Linked DNA regions of Homo sapiens: region 1 is linked to region 2. A link is a loop called in an ENCODE intact Hi-C map of the cell type or tissue named here. Cell type or tissue: heart right ventricle. All regions are shown on one strand. Each heading gives the region's core, and the rest is flanking DNA. Links, peaks and the distances in the headings are about the cores only.

Region 1 (8,337 bases), core at 6-8,005, 83 kb after region 2:
TAATGTATTACTACTGTTGTCTTCCCTGAGATTATCTGTATAAATTAAAAATCCACTATGTGCCAGGCACCACGTTAGGAACTTTATTTCATTTAATCTTCACAATAACTCTGAAAATTAGCGATTATTTAATGCTATTATATGGGTGAGGAAATTGAGGCCCAAAAAGTGTAACTAACATCGTTGGCTCTGCATTCCTTCCTTTGGGGAGCTGTTCTCCCACATTCTGTGTGATTCCGTGTCATTTAAATATACCACAAGGTGCGTACATGATCCAGGCTGGCCAATCAGAGCACTTCTCCACCCAGACTCTGTGATGGGCCAGGAGGAGACACATGACCCAAACAAAGCCAATCACAGTCCTTCCTTGTTCCCTAAATGCTAGGACATTAAGAACCTCTCTGGTTTGAGGATCACACTCTAAAAAAGCGTCATAACCCTGCTTTGGCCAGGAGCTGTCTTGCTGCCATGTGGAGAGGGCCTGCCTAAGAATAAAGCCTCATCCAGGGAGAGTGAGTGAAAAAGAGGCCAATGAGATCCCTTGAACTCCTGGATCCAACTGTGCCTGAGACACACACTTGGGCTTCTCGGTTCCATGAAGCAGTAAATTAATCATTACTTAATATGGTCTGAGTGGATTTCTGCCATTTGCTACTGAATAAAGATGGAGTGGGCATTACGTAGAAGTTAAATACATGTTAGTTCTCTCAACTTTCCTCCTTAAAGTGACCACTGCCCATTAACCCCACAACAGTTGTCAACATGTCAACTGCTGCCACTACAGTCACCCCTATTTTTTCACTACCCTTACTATGTCACATTTGGTCCAGCCTCTAGGCCATGCACAGGCTATTCTTTCTGCCTGGATACAGAATTATGTATTTTCCAAGGGTCACACTTCTAAGTAAACGTACTCCACAAATGACCTACAGCCCCTCTAACTGCAACTTACTGCCCATTTGCTAGTGGTGGCAGGGGTTGAAGCAAGAATTAAAAGCCCACAGGCCTTTAAATGTCCTATTTTAAGTCAGTGACTATTGCCCTGCAAAGAAAGGACTATTGTTTCTCATTCATATTGAGTTTTATACTCAAGGTGACTTCATAGAATTTCTCTCATTCCTTCTTTTTCGTAGCCCTGTTAGAGTTGGATAAGAGAGCAATTAATATACCCATTAGACAGCTGAGAAAGCTGAGTTCCAAAAAGGTGTAGCAACTTAATTGCAATTATCAAGTCCAGACTGAACTTGGAATTCTTCCAACCTCAGCCCAACCTGAGAGGCACCAACGTGTTCTAATTTGGCAAGCCACAATTATAAGCATCCATTCCCCAACCTCCTACCACACCCAGCACCTGGTCAATTTGGACAACTAAGCCCTATCAGGTTAGGTTGCCAGATAGTATACAGTATGCTCAGTTAAATTTGAATTTCTTTTTTTTTTTTTTTTAGTATAAGCATGACCCAAATATTGTCTGGAACACACTTATATTGAAAAATTATTCATAGTATATGTGAAGTTCAAATGTAACTAGGCATTCTGTAGTTTTATTTGCTAAATGTGACAATGCTACATCAGATGTTCTTCCAGTAAACTAGAAAAGGGGTGCAAGTTGTAATTTCTTTGGAAAGTCAGACTTTTCTGGCATGGATCCTAAAACACTACTATTCTGTGCACAGCATCACTCTCTAATGTTTGATACTAGGGTAGGGTTTGATGTCACCTGATATTATGGCCAGGATCCAGGAACTCTTCAATCTTGCTCTATGATGCACCTCTCCTTCCAAGAGCTTTCTGGAGGGTCTATTTACACAAGAAACAGTGGCAAAATGGGACTCAAGATACTGTCATTCTAGGCAGAGCCGTGAGTGGCCTTCCCCATTAGGAAATCGTGACCCACTGATCTTGGACTCTGATTAATCCCAATCAGATTAGCAACTTCCTGCCCTTGGGATAGAGGGGAGTGCCTAGGGAAAGGGCAGGCACAGGAAACTGAAATGTGGAGAAAGAGCGTGGCTGAGTGTTAGCCTTTGATGACGTCTCCAGTTCAGAACTAAGGAACCTGGTGAGTAGTCTCTTTTGGAAACCAAGACTGAGAACATGTAAATTTGGAAGCTACGGGATAAGCCAAGGTGGGTTCCACAATCAGAGAGAAGAAAGCCAGGCTATAAAAGGAGAAGAAAGCTGATATGCAAAGAGAAGCAGAAAAGAGGGTATACTGTCCTCTTCAATCCACCACTCCAATTCTTAATTCCAGCGGCACTGCAAGATGCATTTCCTCTTCTAAGAACTTCGAATAAATTCCCTTTTGTGCTTAAGCTCATTTGGGTAGGTCTCTGTTACTTATATTGATTCTGTCACTTACTTGACTAAGAAAAAACCACCAAATAAAGAAGCAAGGTCTCTGGTTCAGTTCATTGCAATTTATTTAATTTAAAAATAAAAACAGAAACAAAAACCAAAATGAAACAAAAATCAGTTTCCAACGAAAATACAAACACTTTGGGTGGTTATCCAGCTTGTTTTTCCCCTGTAGGCTGTTCTGGGCTCAAACCAATCAAATGAGTGAAAACCAATTTTGACAGGAGCCATAAAGCATGTTGCACCAATTAAATTACACCAATATATTATTATAATACCTTTGAAATGCCTTTCAGACCAATAAATAAAAAAGACAAATTCAAATAAAAAAGTCAACTTTTTATTACCAAAAAAAATAGAAATTAAATAAAAGTCACAATGTGGATTTTTTTTTTTTTTTAATGTGCAGTCAAGTTTCTCTCTTTTTTTCTTCTAGGAATGATACCATGCCAGTAAATCCCTACAGAACATTTCCAGTTTGGCAACAAGCAGTCAGTCGATCATTCACATTTGTACTCAAGACAGCAGGCCTGGGCAAAACTCGCCTGAATTTCACCCTGAAAAGTGCTCCCCATCATCTGAAGAAGCAGCACCTGGTAACAGGCATGGCCATTCAGAGGGTACTTAGCATTTTCATTTCACCTGGGGTCTTGAAGCACTTCCTGAAAACTGATTGTGCCTTGACATTTACCTGTAAAAAGAAGTGTAATTCTACCCCTTTGGCAGATGTGTAAACTAAGACGGTGCAAGGCCCACAGAAGTAAGGAGAGGACCAGGAAAGCTGACAGTGAATCTCCTGCTTTGTCCATCAGGTCCTAAAAGTGTCTCTCACTTGTAATTCCACAGAAGTGAATAAAGCATAACTTCTTTGACTGGGATTGGCTGGTAGGGATGACAGGACTTAATGATGAAGCAGGGAGCTGCTTTAATGGCTTTTCCCTCTATTGCAAGTTTTTCCTTGAAAGGACAGTCAACACCACACCTAGAATCAGAGGATGTTGGCAGAGTGTCAGAGCTAAGCGGGGCTTCAGGTACCAGCTAATTCATCCCTCCAGCCCTCACTGGAAGGAAAACTTAACCCCTGCAAACAATGCAGATGCCTAAGGCCACCTATGACTTAACTCAGTCTCTGCCTCTGAGTGGAGGACTTTCTCTGCCACAGTCCACTGGCTGAGTTTCCTGACAAAAGAGAACACGTGTTTGGGGGGAGGAAGAAGGGAGTAGACTGACTTTCCTCAATAGTGTCATTTTTACTTAAAGACTAGAATGATGGAAACTACTAAACAGACTCAATCACTTGGCAAAAGGAAAAAACACATCAACCAGTAGGTAGGAGCTAGATCTAAGTCATACTGACAGCTACGGACACGGCCAGCTGCCGTGCACAAGGGGCCAGCAGGGCAGCAGCATAGGCTGTTCAGAAAAGACTGCATGAAATGAGGCAGGAAGTAGGGAGCTCAGAGTTGCAGGTTGTCCTCCATGCACCCACACCCCCACCCCCCCCCACACACACAATTTGCTATCTACAGAATTTTTTTTTTCCCTTTTAACCTCTATTAGAGTTCAGGAAGGAGGTGGAATTGAATGAAAGGAAATTGAGCAGCTTCCCATAACACACTGCTCAGCTCAACCTGAAGGAACGCATAAGCCAAAACACCAGAGCCGGTGGCAAGGGGAGAGCCCAAACTGTCTCCTTAAGGAAAGGGCAATTCCATTCTAATGCACTTTCTTAGCACTGTAAGGTGAATTTTTTTCTCATCTCCCTAGAACTATTGTTTGTTGGTTTTTCCAAAGATGTTCCCAAGACCAGTCCTCTTTTCTATCTACACGTCTACCAGTGGTGGCCATCTTGAACTGAGTTCAATTTGCCTTGGCCAGCAGAATCTGAAGTCATCCCAGAGACCAGGAAGTACAAACCTAGTATCATGAAGGTGTCCCATGGTTGGAGTGGCATCTTGTCATTGTGATCTGGGTGTTTAGAAATTACATATCTAGTTTTTTGTTTTGTTTTGTTTTGTTTTGTTTACTTTTTAAGATAAGAGTCCTGCCGCACCTCTTTTCTGTCTCCCCCAGAACCATCTGGGTAACATCTAAGGAAATGTTCCCTCTCTTACATGCTTCCTCCCAACCCCCTGCACTCTTTCAACACCTTATTCATTTAAATGAATGGAACTTTCTCTTCCCCCAAAGCCCAGGAGTTCATGGCAAAGTTTAAAACCATGACATAGAATACTTAGATTTGGGGGAAAAAAAGCACCATCTACCTGATTTTCCTTTCCTCATCCCAATATCCCATCTACATGCTAACTCCCTAGAAGCAAACTTGCCTACCTCTGAGGATGCTACACTCAGTGGATGGGGAAACCATCTGTCACTGGTGAACAGAGCCAATGGTTCAGCCAGGTAATCCTCTGGAGAATATGGACAGTATCACGTCCAACTCAAAGCATCCATGCAGGTGAGAACCCAAGAGGCAGCATTCCAGTTAATATTGAGAAAGAAAGTGACAAGTTGCCTCTTGTTGGTGTGCATCAACTTCCATTCATCTGTGCAAAGATCACAGACCATCTTGTGCCCTGTCATATATAATAGTTTTGACCTCTGACACCATCATCTTTCTCCCTGTCCACCCTCAAGAGGTTGTGCTGTAGAGCAAGGCAGACATCAGGAAAGAGGAGGTGAACAGCAAGGAGCTAAATCACCATGGGCTGACTCTATGTCCTTAGCAGAGTTCAGAGCATTCTCTCTCTGACCAAGGCCCTGTCTTTCCTCAAAGTTGAGTAGCAAATTAACAAATGCCTCACCAGTGGCATGAAAGAGTTAACATAGATCCCACAGGATGACTAAACCCGATTCCCAGGGCCTAGCCAGATCAAAGATGACAACTACATAGCATTAGTGCTACTGCTTCCCCTTCCCTTTCCCGTGGTAGCCATTACTAGTCAATCACAGCACTCCTTCCCCATGATGTGGGCCACTTACGCCAGCACAACTGGCAGCCACTATTAATTGATCGTCAACTCAAGCTCAAGTTGCTGAAATCTACTTGCCAGCTCCACGCAGCCAGACCTAGCTTGCTAATACAAGGAGAAAAGGGGCAAGTTCTTTGGGCTCACCCAAGGCAAACAGCCCAAGTGTCTCCTGCCCCTCCTCCAGAAGCATCTGGATGACTTCTAAGGAAATGCTCCTTCCACATATGCTTCCTCTCCACCCACTGAGTGCCGGTCAATACCACCTCCCCTGGACAGCTGGTCCTCTAGGAGGTGCCATAAAGCAAATGCCAAACAGGGCCCAAATTCTGACTGACAATTGACAGAACTGGCAGAAGAGCCCACCTCTCCCTTTTAGGTGTTGGCTCAAGGCTGCAAACTTGGCCAAGTGAGACAGTGCCAATCCTTTTTCAGTCTGTTGTCACAGCCAGCAAAGAGGTAACCAGCCTGTGAGCCCAAGTCTTGCTCCCCTTCCTCCCTCGTACCCCCGCCCGCCCCTGGGCGCCCTGGAATGCTAGTTGAGCTTGCTGCAGATCTCCAGCGCTTGCTTGTAGACCTGAGTCACATCATCCATGTCTGTGAGGAGGGAGAAGCTGCTGTCTGCCAGCCGGTTCCGGTACCGCTTCAGGTACTGGGGCCGGGGCCGGTTCTGGAGCCCCTCAAAGTCCTGGATCTGGAGGAAGTTTTCTGCAGAGACGCAGCTGCGGATGCGCTGGCGGGCAGGGCGATTCTCCTGCAAATCCAGCAAGTCAAAAGAGTCGCTGGACAGCACGCTGTCATCGCTGATGACACTGGAAGGGCGGCTGTAGCTCCGGGAGAGGCCCTCGGCAGGGACACCAGGCTCTGACAGGGATTCCAGTGTGGGCATTTCAGGGCTGACCAGGGCTGGGTCCATGGTGCCCGCTGAGTATTTGCTGCTGTGTTTCAAGATGCCCTTCCTCCGGCAGGAGAGGCTGTGGGAGGTTACCCTGGCTGGGTCCGGGGGGCTGGGGGAGGGGATGCTGCTGCCCATCACATCATTACTGTCCAACAGCTCCGAAGACTCACTGCGCTCTGGGGAAGAGTAGTAACCTGATTCTCTCTGCTGGGTCTTTTTCAAGATGCCTTTCTTGGGCATCGTGGCCGACTGCTTGGGGCTGAGTTTTCCCGGCACCTCTGCCTCTGGTGAGCTTGGGAGGAGCACGCCAGTCCTGCACAAGTCCTGCTCCATCTTGAAAGTAGAGGGTAAGGCAGGACCAACTACACCTTCAATGAAGCCAGTGCTGTGAGAGCGATGCTCGCTGTTGCTTCGCTTCTTCAGGATCCCCTTGGGCCTCTTAGAACTCAACTTGGATGGGCTTTCAGGCACTGCATCCTGACCAGACTGAGCAAAGTCATTCTCTTTCTTGGATTTCTTCAGCGACCGCTGCCGCTCTAGCATGACCTCAGAGGTCGTGGGTTTGGCCAGGCCCTTCATTTTGGCTTCGGTGTCAGCCTGCAGCCCTGTGGAACGGTGGTGCCAGTCAATGATCCGAGCCAGGAGTGGGGACTCAGAGTCATGGAGGGCATCACAGTCACACACGCTGCTCTTATAGCCCCAGTTCACCCACCAGTGGTTGGCAATGTCCTCAATAGTGGCCCGGCGATCGGGGTTCACCATCAGCATCCACCGTATGAGTCCTCGAGCATCTAAGGGACAAGGGACAAAAAGAATCGGGCATTATGTGGGAGCTTCTGGCTTTGTGATAGTGGGACCCTCCAGGAGTGACGAAAGACACACACTCCCTCTAGGACAAATCCATCTGGAGACCTGGTCCAGCCACATTATGGAGCAGGAAGCCCCAGCCTTTCAGATCATCCATCAAAAGCATAATCAAGACTTGGAACCACAGGCCAGGGTGCCATCACATCATGGCATGTTTTCCCTGTAAGTGAGAAAATGTCATAGAACTACTAAGCTTTTCATCATCTTGAATCTTTAGAAAATGTGGAAGGTCAGGTAACCAAGAAAGAATCCAGACTTGACCCTGAGAGGTGCCCCACCATTCCTTTGGCGAATATCATTTTACCAGAGGAAAAACAGGTGTAGATAACCATGGCTTTCTTTATTCCTCCAAAGGTGGGCTTGTATAAACACACAGCACCTGCAGTCACTGGGAAAGCATGCCAGAGACAGAACATGGAGTGTGGCTCAGAGGCACTTACCTGGAACACCTGGGCAGTAAGCGTGGCCATCTCCAAAGCTGGCCTCGCCCCAAGGTCCAGGCCAGGTTCTGAGACCAACACTCAGTGAGCTTGCCTTCTTTCCCTCTCTGACATAAGCCATCTTCTACTGAGCTATCAGATCAGAGAAGTGATCTATATCTGCTTCCCATTCACAGCCTGTCTGGAAATTCTACCTGCAAATTTCTGCTGCCAGAGAATTAGGGAAAACCCCTAAAGGGATGCTGAGAAGGCCACAGGAACCAACTGACTCTCACAGCTTATAAACTGACTTTTAGGTTCAAACTGTGTTCCCCCAATTGGGGTGAATTATATTCTTGGAAGCTGCCACCTCCCCTCAGCTGCTTATGTAAGCGAATGAGAAGCTGGCAAAGGCCTGGTAATAGGGACTGGGGCAAGAAACACCCCTGAAAAGTACCAAGATGATCATCCTCAGTCATTCAATAAGTATTTCTTGAACGCCTACAATGTGCCAGGAACCGCATTGGCATCAGTTAGCTGGTGAGGCAAAGAAGACCACTTTAGAGGTCACTCTGAATTTTTCCAAAAAGAACAGGCTGGCTTGTTGAAAAAATTATATATAGAGAGAGAGATAATGCATATCTATATATACACATACAACCGTCTAGCCTGATTATCCATAGAGTCTGTATTTGCAAATTTGCCTACTTGCTAAAATTTATTGGTAACCTCAAAATCAATATTCGCAGCTCTTTTGCAGTCATTTTTGCATATGCACAGAGCAGCAAAAAGTTTGAGTCACCCCAACACACATATGTATTCACAG
Region 2 (8,337 bases), core at 175-8,174:
ATGACCAGATGCTATCATTCACAAAGTTCTAAAATGCCATGACAATGTGTGCTTACAACTGGAACTGCATTTCATTTAAAATGTCCTTAGCCTAATAGCTAATAGGTAGGCTTTTCTGTGTCTTTCAGAGCATCACAGGCAGTGTGGTGTAGTAGAAAGAACAGAGTTAGAAGGTAGAAAATGCTCTTCTAGCATCCCCTGGTTGTGTAATGCACACATCACTTACCACCCTGAGCCTTACATTTCTTAACTATAAAATGGGACTAATAGAAATGCCTGCCACATAGTCTTCTTGGTCAGACTAAAAGATAAAAGGTGTGGGAAAGTTATTTGAAATGGTAAATATATCTATTTAGTTCTTGTTTCTATTATCAAATTTGAGAATCTACCAGAGACAGGACGCCTTCCAGAAGAAGCACAGGGCACTGACCTCCCAGCCTGTGTTCAGCCTCATTAACATTCACCAAGAGAGATTCTGAGACTGCAGGAATGAAAAGGATGGAGGATGTGGGGGAAGCGGGTGGGAGAGGAACAGTTGGTGATGAAGAAAGAAAAATCTAATCTTTTGCTAATACTAAGGGCCCCAGCTTAAGAACACACATACAAACAGTGAAGTGTGGTGACCCGGGACCAGCTGGAAGACCTCCTGTACAAAAGCCATTAACAATACTGCTTTCAGCTCCATAGCTCACCAGGGCCAGCTCAGGCCTGGGGTTGCTGGAAAAAAGAATCTGGGGTCCTGCTCAGAGACCCAACCTCATGGTCAAATGTCAACCCATCAATACCAAGTGAGCAGAAAGAAGCCTACTGCTTAGGGCCTTTCTTTGTTTTTAATTAATTAGCTTTTTGTTCACCCATCTGAGTGGTAAAGAAATCTCTTCTGCAAGCCTTTCAAAACCCAATTCCCCCACATGTACCCACATTAGTGAAAACAAAGTAAAATCTGTGGTTTTGGCTCACTGCCTTGGCCACGTGGTCAAATAGGCCTTCGAAAGGATCCCTTTTTTTTAAGGAGTGTTTATTGAGTGACTGCTATTCATTCAACAAACATGTCATGGGTGCCTACTGTGCCTCTGGCCCTACGCTTGGTGTTAGGGACATAAAGATGAATAAAGCTCAGACCCAGAACTCAAACAGCTCCATAAGGGAGGTCAGAGATCAACATCAGTTAACACAGTGCCTGCTAGAAAAGGCTAACAGCCTAAGAGACTTCTGGGATGAGGTGCTCCGTCAGCTCGGAGCAGAAAGAGAAGGCTTCTCTTGGGCAGGAGCAGGGAAGGTTTTATCTCATGGTGGCCTTTGAGGGCTGAACAGTTTGGATGGGCTTTCTACCCATGTTTACCACATTATAATAATAGCAAACTGTGTACCACATAACCTGGCTGTGCCACACTCATCAGATACTGAACTAGGGAGATGCAAGCCCAGAATCATCAGCCCCTTGTCTTTGACAAGGGCCCTCAGGAAAGCTGCCTGACATATTTAGTCCTGAAGGCAGTAATTTAAGGGCCCATGGCTCTAACTGCCCTGGGCTCAGCCACTTGCATCAGCTGAGTTCTAAGCACTGACCATTCTAAGCACTGGCTGAACGTAACACAAAATGGTCTATGATGAAAGCCCTTTGATAACCCCATTTTGCATAAGTGAATCTGAAGCCCAGGCAATCTGGCTCTAGAGGCCATGCTCTTGACTTTGACCCTATGCAGTCTCTGCCATGCCAAACCTACCATGCCTTACACCTGTCCACCCCTCCCACCTGGGCGCTCTAAAGCAGGGGCCATGTCCTGTTCAGTTCCTTGTCTTCAGAGCCCAGCCCCATTCCTGACACAAGGTGAGCCTTAAAAAAGGCTTGAACTGTTGAGCTGAACCCACTGTCACCAGATGCTGAGGTCTCAGCATGCCAAGTGGTGGGGACCCATGGATCTATTAAGCACGCAAAACTGGGAGGCCAGTGCAGGGGCTGAGATGGATTGGGGCAGGGAGATGCAAAAACAGAAACAACCCATTTCACAAAGCCTCACTTGTGGCTTTTTGAGTCCAGGGATGAAGGCAAAGCTGAAATTTGGGAAGTGGAGGCCCCAGTCCTTTGTGACCCGGTGCACATGCGGCAGACCTGCCCTTGGGTGCACTTTTGTGGCTCTGAGGGCAGGATTTGGGCTTTAGATAATAATTGCATAGATTTGCTCAGTAAACACAGGGCAACCGTAAGATAATTACATGTTCTTACAGAGATGGGGCTCCATAATTACCTTCAGTGGCCCTAAAGTATTATTTAACACATATTCTGGTTTATAAGACAGAAATAATGATGAATTTGCCTGGTAATTACACAGCACTTCCCCACTACATATCCTGCCAGTAGCTGATACTTAGCCCATCATTAAGGGGCTAGCAGTTGCTTTGGTAAATAAGAAGTTCTTCTCATTACTGGTCTCCAGGCACATAAAGCATGATTAAAATGCCATTAGTGACATTTCTCCAAAGGGCAAATCCACAAGTCTGTGTGAGAAGCCAACTTTCCTTAGATTAAATGTTTTATTTCTGTCTTTCTGACAGGAGCAATAGAAAGGAATCAATTCTAACTCAAGCATCTGCTCCCTGAAAACTTGTCCTTAATGAAACAGAGCAGACGATGCAAAATCTGCCCTGGCTCAGGGTCACAGGACAGGAGTTGCCACTGTTTTCAAGATGAAGATGATTCTTTAACTCATCCAGATGGCTCTGCCCAGTTGAGGAGGAGCCCAGGCCTGGCGCCACCACCCTGTGGTGGGCTGGGTCAGCACATTGAGGGCCAGGGCAAACCGCAAGCTCTGGATGGGTCTTGCTGGCAGCCTCCTCCTCCAAGGATGGGGCCTGAGAGGCTCACAGAGAGCTGGGGCTCTTTGGAGAGGGGGGCACCCTGGTTCTTGGGCCACTTGCGGGTACACATGAGGAAGGAATGTACACACATCAGATACCAAAGCAGGGAGATGCAAGCCCGGAACCAGTCTCTTTGTCCATGACAAGGACCCTCGGGAAGGCTGCCTGACATATTTAGTCCGGAAGGCAGTAATTTGAGGGGCCATGGCTCAGCTCTAACTGCCCTGAGCTCAGCCATTTGCATCAGAAAGAAATTGACTCTTTGTAATCAATAGAGGGCTTAAAGAGGGTGGTCAACCACTATGGCTGGTGGGCAGGACAGGGAGTGGGCCCTCTGGAGCAAACAGGGCTCTCGTTACCATTCCATTCCAAGCTATCCCATTACTGAAGGGAACGATTCAACAGCAAATATGAACTCAATTCCAAATCCCAGTGCCAAGGCAAATGGCCAGTCCCAGCGGCCTTTTTCTTTAGTAATGAACTCCAGGCCTCTGGCCTTGACTTTGGAAGTGACTTGACTTACCATGGAAGCCAGCAGAGAGTAGCTGGGAAAAGTTCAGAGTTAAAGTCAGAAGATCTGGATTCAAATTCCAGCCCTGCTCTTCAATGGCTGTGTAATATTTGGCAGTTACCTCTATCGAACTTCAGTTTCTTCATTTGTAAAACAATTTGAAAAGACTATTAAGTTCCGTTAGGCCAGAAACCACGCCCATTCTATTCATTGCTGAAGTCCCCACACCCAGCCCAGTGCCTGGCACCTTCTGAATCTATAATCAACATTTTTAATTGAATAAGACTAGGGAAAATTCATTGCACAGTTAATTTACATAAATCCATTCATTTGCATTCAGTAAAAAGCAAAGAGAGAGAAAGAAAAATAACAATTTAAAATAATGATTTAATTAGTACTGAAGATGTTGCTTGATAATCCACTCCAGGCATCTGTGCCCCAGAGTAATACCAAAGCCAGATATGCGGAGTTGCTCTTCTCTAACTTCCTGTTTGTGAGAATCTTGTACTGAACCCATAAAGGTATACTTCAATATTGCACTGTAGAATATATGCTCTCACTAAATAATATGCAATGTGTTACTATATCCATCCCACATAATTTACAAGTATTACTGCATTTGGCTGTAATCCGAAAACTTTTTAAACTCTACTTTATGGATGATTTATAGGAGGTTCCAGGGACATTTCGATTATACCCAATTTTTGCTTTAGATTTGACCTCGACAGCCTTACCCTGCAGCATTTGGGTTATGTCACAGGGTCACTGCAAGTGAACCGGAATGTAACTATTGTGATCTAGAAACACTAGATAAAAATAGCTGGTATCCTGCTCAGTGCTTTTCTGCACAGCTACTTAGCCTGGTCAAGGTCAAGAGGCTTGATTACAACCCAGACCTCTTGACTGCCGGCTTGAGTGCTGGCAGGCACAACACGATTTCCCTCAACAAAAACTTGTTGAGTAATTATTAGGCACTCAGCAAAGTGCCAGCCACACAGTGTTGTGTGAGAGAAATATAAGGCAGAAAGCACTGGCCACCAAACGCTCAATGATTTGCACAGACGAAATAAGCACCCAGCTGGCCCCAAAGTATGCAAACCTTGGCATTCTACCTGAAGGCGGAGGCAGCTACTGGGGAGCCTGAGGTGGAGAAGCAGTCATACACATGCGGTATCACCCACCAGTCCTTGCTACCAAGACCCATTTCTTCCCTACCCTAAACTGCCTGTTAACTGTTGAATTTTTTTTCCCAATTCAAAGCTTTCTTGTTTCCATTTTATTTCACTGTGTTTCAAATGAAGAAAGGAAATACAAGGTGACTTTTGCCTTTCATATTCTAACCACATCCCACTCCATGTCCTCTACTGCCCAGGAAGTCCCTCCAGACACAACCAGCAAGGCAGAGGAGGTATGTACAATCCTACATTCATCAATGAAGTGCTACAGTGAACAGAGAAGGGGACATGGACTGAGGTCACCAGGAAAACCTCCATGGGAAGGTCAGAGTTACAGAAAGGCCTAAGATGAACTTGACCTTGAGAAGCAGACTATGAATTATATCTGTTGATTCTTCTTGTGCCACATCCATTCACCCTCATTCTCATAATAGGATCCTGATACCCTTTGGGGAAAGACCCCATTGCATGGCCCTAAGAATGAGCAGGGAACCCAGGCATGGAAAATCATGGGAATCTCATCCCCTTGACTACTGTGATTAGCTCATGGATGAACATGTTTGTGTCCCAAGATGGCCTAATCAGTCCCATCCCCAGGACTATTGCAAAAGAAGCAATCTCTTTCTATAAAGTTGCTAACCTGGTAGCCTGAAGCAGCCAGGGACAGATCATCCAGTGCCTGCCTGAAACTGAAGCCAATAAGGAAGAAAACATAGTCTAGACATGGAGAAATGGACAAAACCAGGTCCTAGAAAAATCACTGGAATCCCTGAATCCAGCAATACCTGACTTTGATGTCAAATGGTCCTGGATTTTTAAGTTACATTTTACTCAATAACTGTAGCTTGGGGATTGCTTTTTGCGGTTTTGCTTTTTGCTTAAAGCCAGTCCAAATTGGGTTTCTTTCATTTGCGGTGGAAAGAGCCCTAACAAATTGACTCATAAAAAAGAGAAATGGCGGAACAAACATGGAGAACAGCAAGAGCAAGGACCTAGGGACAAGGGTATGGGTCTTTTTCTCAAGCATATACATTGAGAATCATAGAAGATAAGAGGCCAGGGAGCATATTATGAAAATATCATGTGATAGGAAGAGGCATTTGGACTTCCCCTGAACTTTTGAGAAGCAAAATCCAGAGCTGAAATCAGGAAAATACATGCCTAGACCCAAAGGTATCTCATGAACTGGCTGGTCCAGTTGCTGTTCCTCTCACTCAGGGAAACATCTGCCACATGCCAGATGCTGTACATCTGTGGTTAGCATTGTTCCTTTAAAGAATAACACAGATTCTTCTCCAGGCGAGCCAAACATTTTCATTAGCTGTGGTCAGGGAGGGAATCAGGCTCCTTCAGATGAGTTTCAGCTGACACACTCCTGTGGGGCACGTCTTTCAGGGAAGCTGATTCATCTTCAGTCGGTCAGCTGTGAGGGATGCACACCTGTGTCCTAGGATGACTTTGAGGGAGTGGGGGACAAAAGACCTTGCTGGGCTTCAGCTGCCTCTGCAGATGCTCTTACACTGGGGCTGACACAAGTGCAGCCACGCCCAGCGGGTAGCCAGCAGTAGGGTTGTTCAGCTCCTAGGAACCCCCACTGAGGGCTCTTCCTCTGAGTTCTGTCCCAACCAACAGCTGGAGTTGGGGAGACTGACATCTGGGCTTGATTTGATGCCCCACTTATCCTCCTCTCAGACGTCCACACACTACATTCTTCAACCATTGCAGAATGCAAGTTGCTCGAAGTTACTTTGATGGTCAGGGCTCAAACAGGGATAGAGGTGCAATCACATCATGCCTATATTTGACAAGAGAATTCTGCTCCATGTGCTGAGAGAGACAGAAAACAAAACAGACTGAAAGAGAACAATATAATGGGCATGGACTGAGTGACCTGAACTTCCATCCCACTCACAGGGCAGATGCTATAGTGAGTATGAGATGGTGTGTGTGAATCTGTGGTTCTCACGGTTAAGTCTCGGTTCCTGCAAGCCTCTCGCTGCATCAGTAGCTTGCCTGGCTGAGTATACTGTCGTGTTGTTTAATGATGGGGATACATTCTGAGAAATGGGGCGTTTGGCACACTCATCGCCATGCATATATGATAGAGTGCACTTACACAAACCTAGATGGTAGAGCCTACTACATACCTAGGCTGTATGGTCTAGCCTATTGCTCCCAGGCTGCTAATCTGTATAGCATGTGACGGTACCAAATGCTGTAGGCAATTGTACACAATGAGAAGTATTTGTGTATCTAAACATATTTAAACATAGAAAAGGTACTGCAAAAATACGGTATTATAATCTTATGGGACAATCATCATACATGCGGTTTGTTGTTGACCCAGACATTGTTATCCCCCACATGACTGTGTTTATCAAAATAAGTAGAACTAGCTGTTGGAACAAACAATGCCAAAATCTAAGTGGCATAACACAATAAAAGCTGATAGTCTGCCCCCTCTTACACTGTGAAGTGAATTCAGAGGCTCTTCTTGGTGGCTGTGCTCTGAGCAGTACTCAGAGGACCCAAGACCTTCCATCTGCGACACTGCCCTATCAAACACCCTGGAAGGGGATGAGAGCTGCCGCTCATCAGATTCCCCAGAAGCAGACTTTGAGATGGAGGTCAGAGTGCAGGACTTTCATTAGGGAGTTCTTTGGGGATTAATGCTTGTGGAAGGGAGATAAGGATGCAAAACTGGGTAGAGGGAAAGGTTGAGTTGCCACGCAATCCCCCAAAATGGTTTCTTCCAGCTCTCTGGGAACTATGGAGCTAGGTGGCCTTTCACAGTTGTTCTGAGTCAGAGCCAGGTGATGATGCCATTAAACCTTTATGTTGATAAGTCATTGGATGCAGAAGAGGACCATCTTCCAGCAGCACTCCCTACAAATGAGGAAATAACTTTTTCATCACTAAAGGGAGACCCAGGTGACCATCAAAGCATCCACCACAAGAGTACTGGAGGAGGGGTTGACCATCTTGTAGTAAATAATTTAGGCTTGGTAGTTCATGCCATCACTGTCACAACTACTACTCTGCTATTGCACATGAAAACAGCCATAGGCTGTATGTAAATCAATGAGCGTGACAATGTTACAATAAAACTTTATTTACAAAAACAGGCAGTGGGTCATAGTTTGCCAGCTTCTGAACTATAGGATCACGGAAGTATTTAAGGACAAGCCTAGAAGTGACTTTGATCATTCCTATCCATATTCCATTGGCCAGAGCCCAGTCACCCAGCCCCAGTTTAACTGCAAAAGGAAAGGAAATCTTTCTGTGAGTCCCAGAAGAAAACAAATGGAATTTGTGAGCATCCAGCCAGACTATGCCACAGTGTGATTCTTGTGTTGAAATCCATTTTTTCAATGTGATAGAGCCCTGAAATATATTACACATTTTTACATATCTATTACTAAATAAAATGATACGCACTTTACTTTAAAGGAGACTTACGAGATTTTCAAGGATACTTTTCATCGTGTGTGAATTTTGCTCCATGCACTGATTTTAGAACCTAAGCCTCACGTGTCTGTGATGTCGCATCAAGTGAAGAGCATGAGTAAAGAGTTGGACAGACCTGGGATTACAGCTCAGCTCTGGGTGGCCAGGCACAGATCCTTCTTGATCCTCAGTTTGCCTATCTGTAAAATGAGATGATAATAGTGCCCACTTCATGTGGTTTTTGTAAGGAAAAAAAGTGCTACAATATACATAAAGTGCTTGGTGGTAGTCACACTGTAAGCACTCAATAAATAGCGAAGATAAGAAGAGGTACAGTTCGTGACC

What was found. Peaks named below come from ENCODE experiments on the same cell type or tissue, not always from the same donor. Only the 100,000 strongest peaks of a DNase experiment are listed, where the experiment ranks them.
Region 1: a loop joins it to region 2, with 2.1 times the contacts of the local background. A loop is called at or near these places in 2 of 110 quality-filtered maps.

What each region holds. Positions count from the first base shown.
Region 1 is chr12:106,060,940-106,069,276 of GRCh38, forward strand. NUAK1 (NUAK family kinase 1) reads right to left here. Exons shown (of 7, transcript NM_014840.3): 7 at 2,406-7,016. The coding sequence ends at 5,863. Among named protein-coding and RNA genes, the nearest start is that of NUAK1, 74 kb to the right of the region's middle. In heart right ventricle, for the core only: no CTCF peak of the experiment used is centred there; no DNase peak of the experiment used is centred there; H3K27ac peaks cover 5,212 bases.
Region 2 is chr12:105,977,939-105,986,275 of GRCh38, forward strand. No RefSeq gene overlaps it. Among named protein-coding and RNA genes, the nearest start is that of NUAK1, 160 kb to the right of the region's middle. In heart right ventricle, for the core only: no CTCF peak of the experiment used is centred there; a DNase peak (open chromatin) is centred at 4,335; H3K27ac peaks cover 1,485 bases.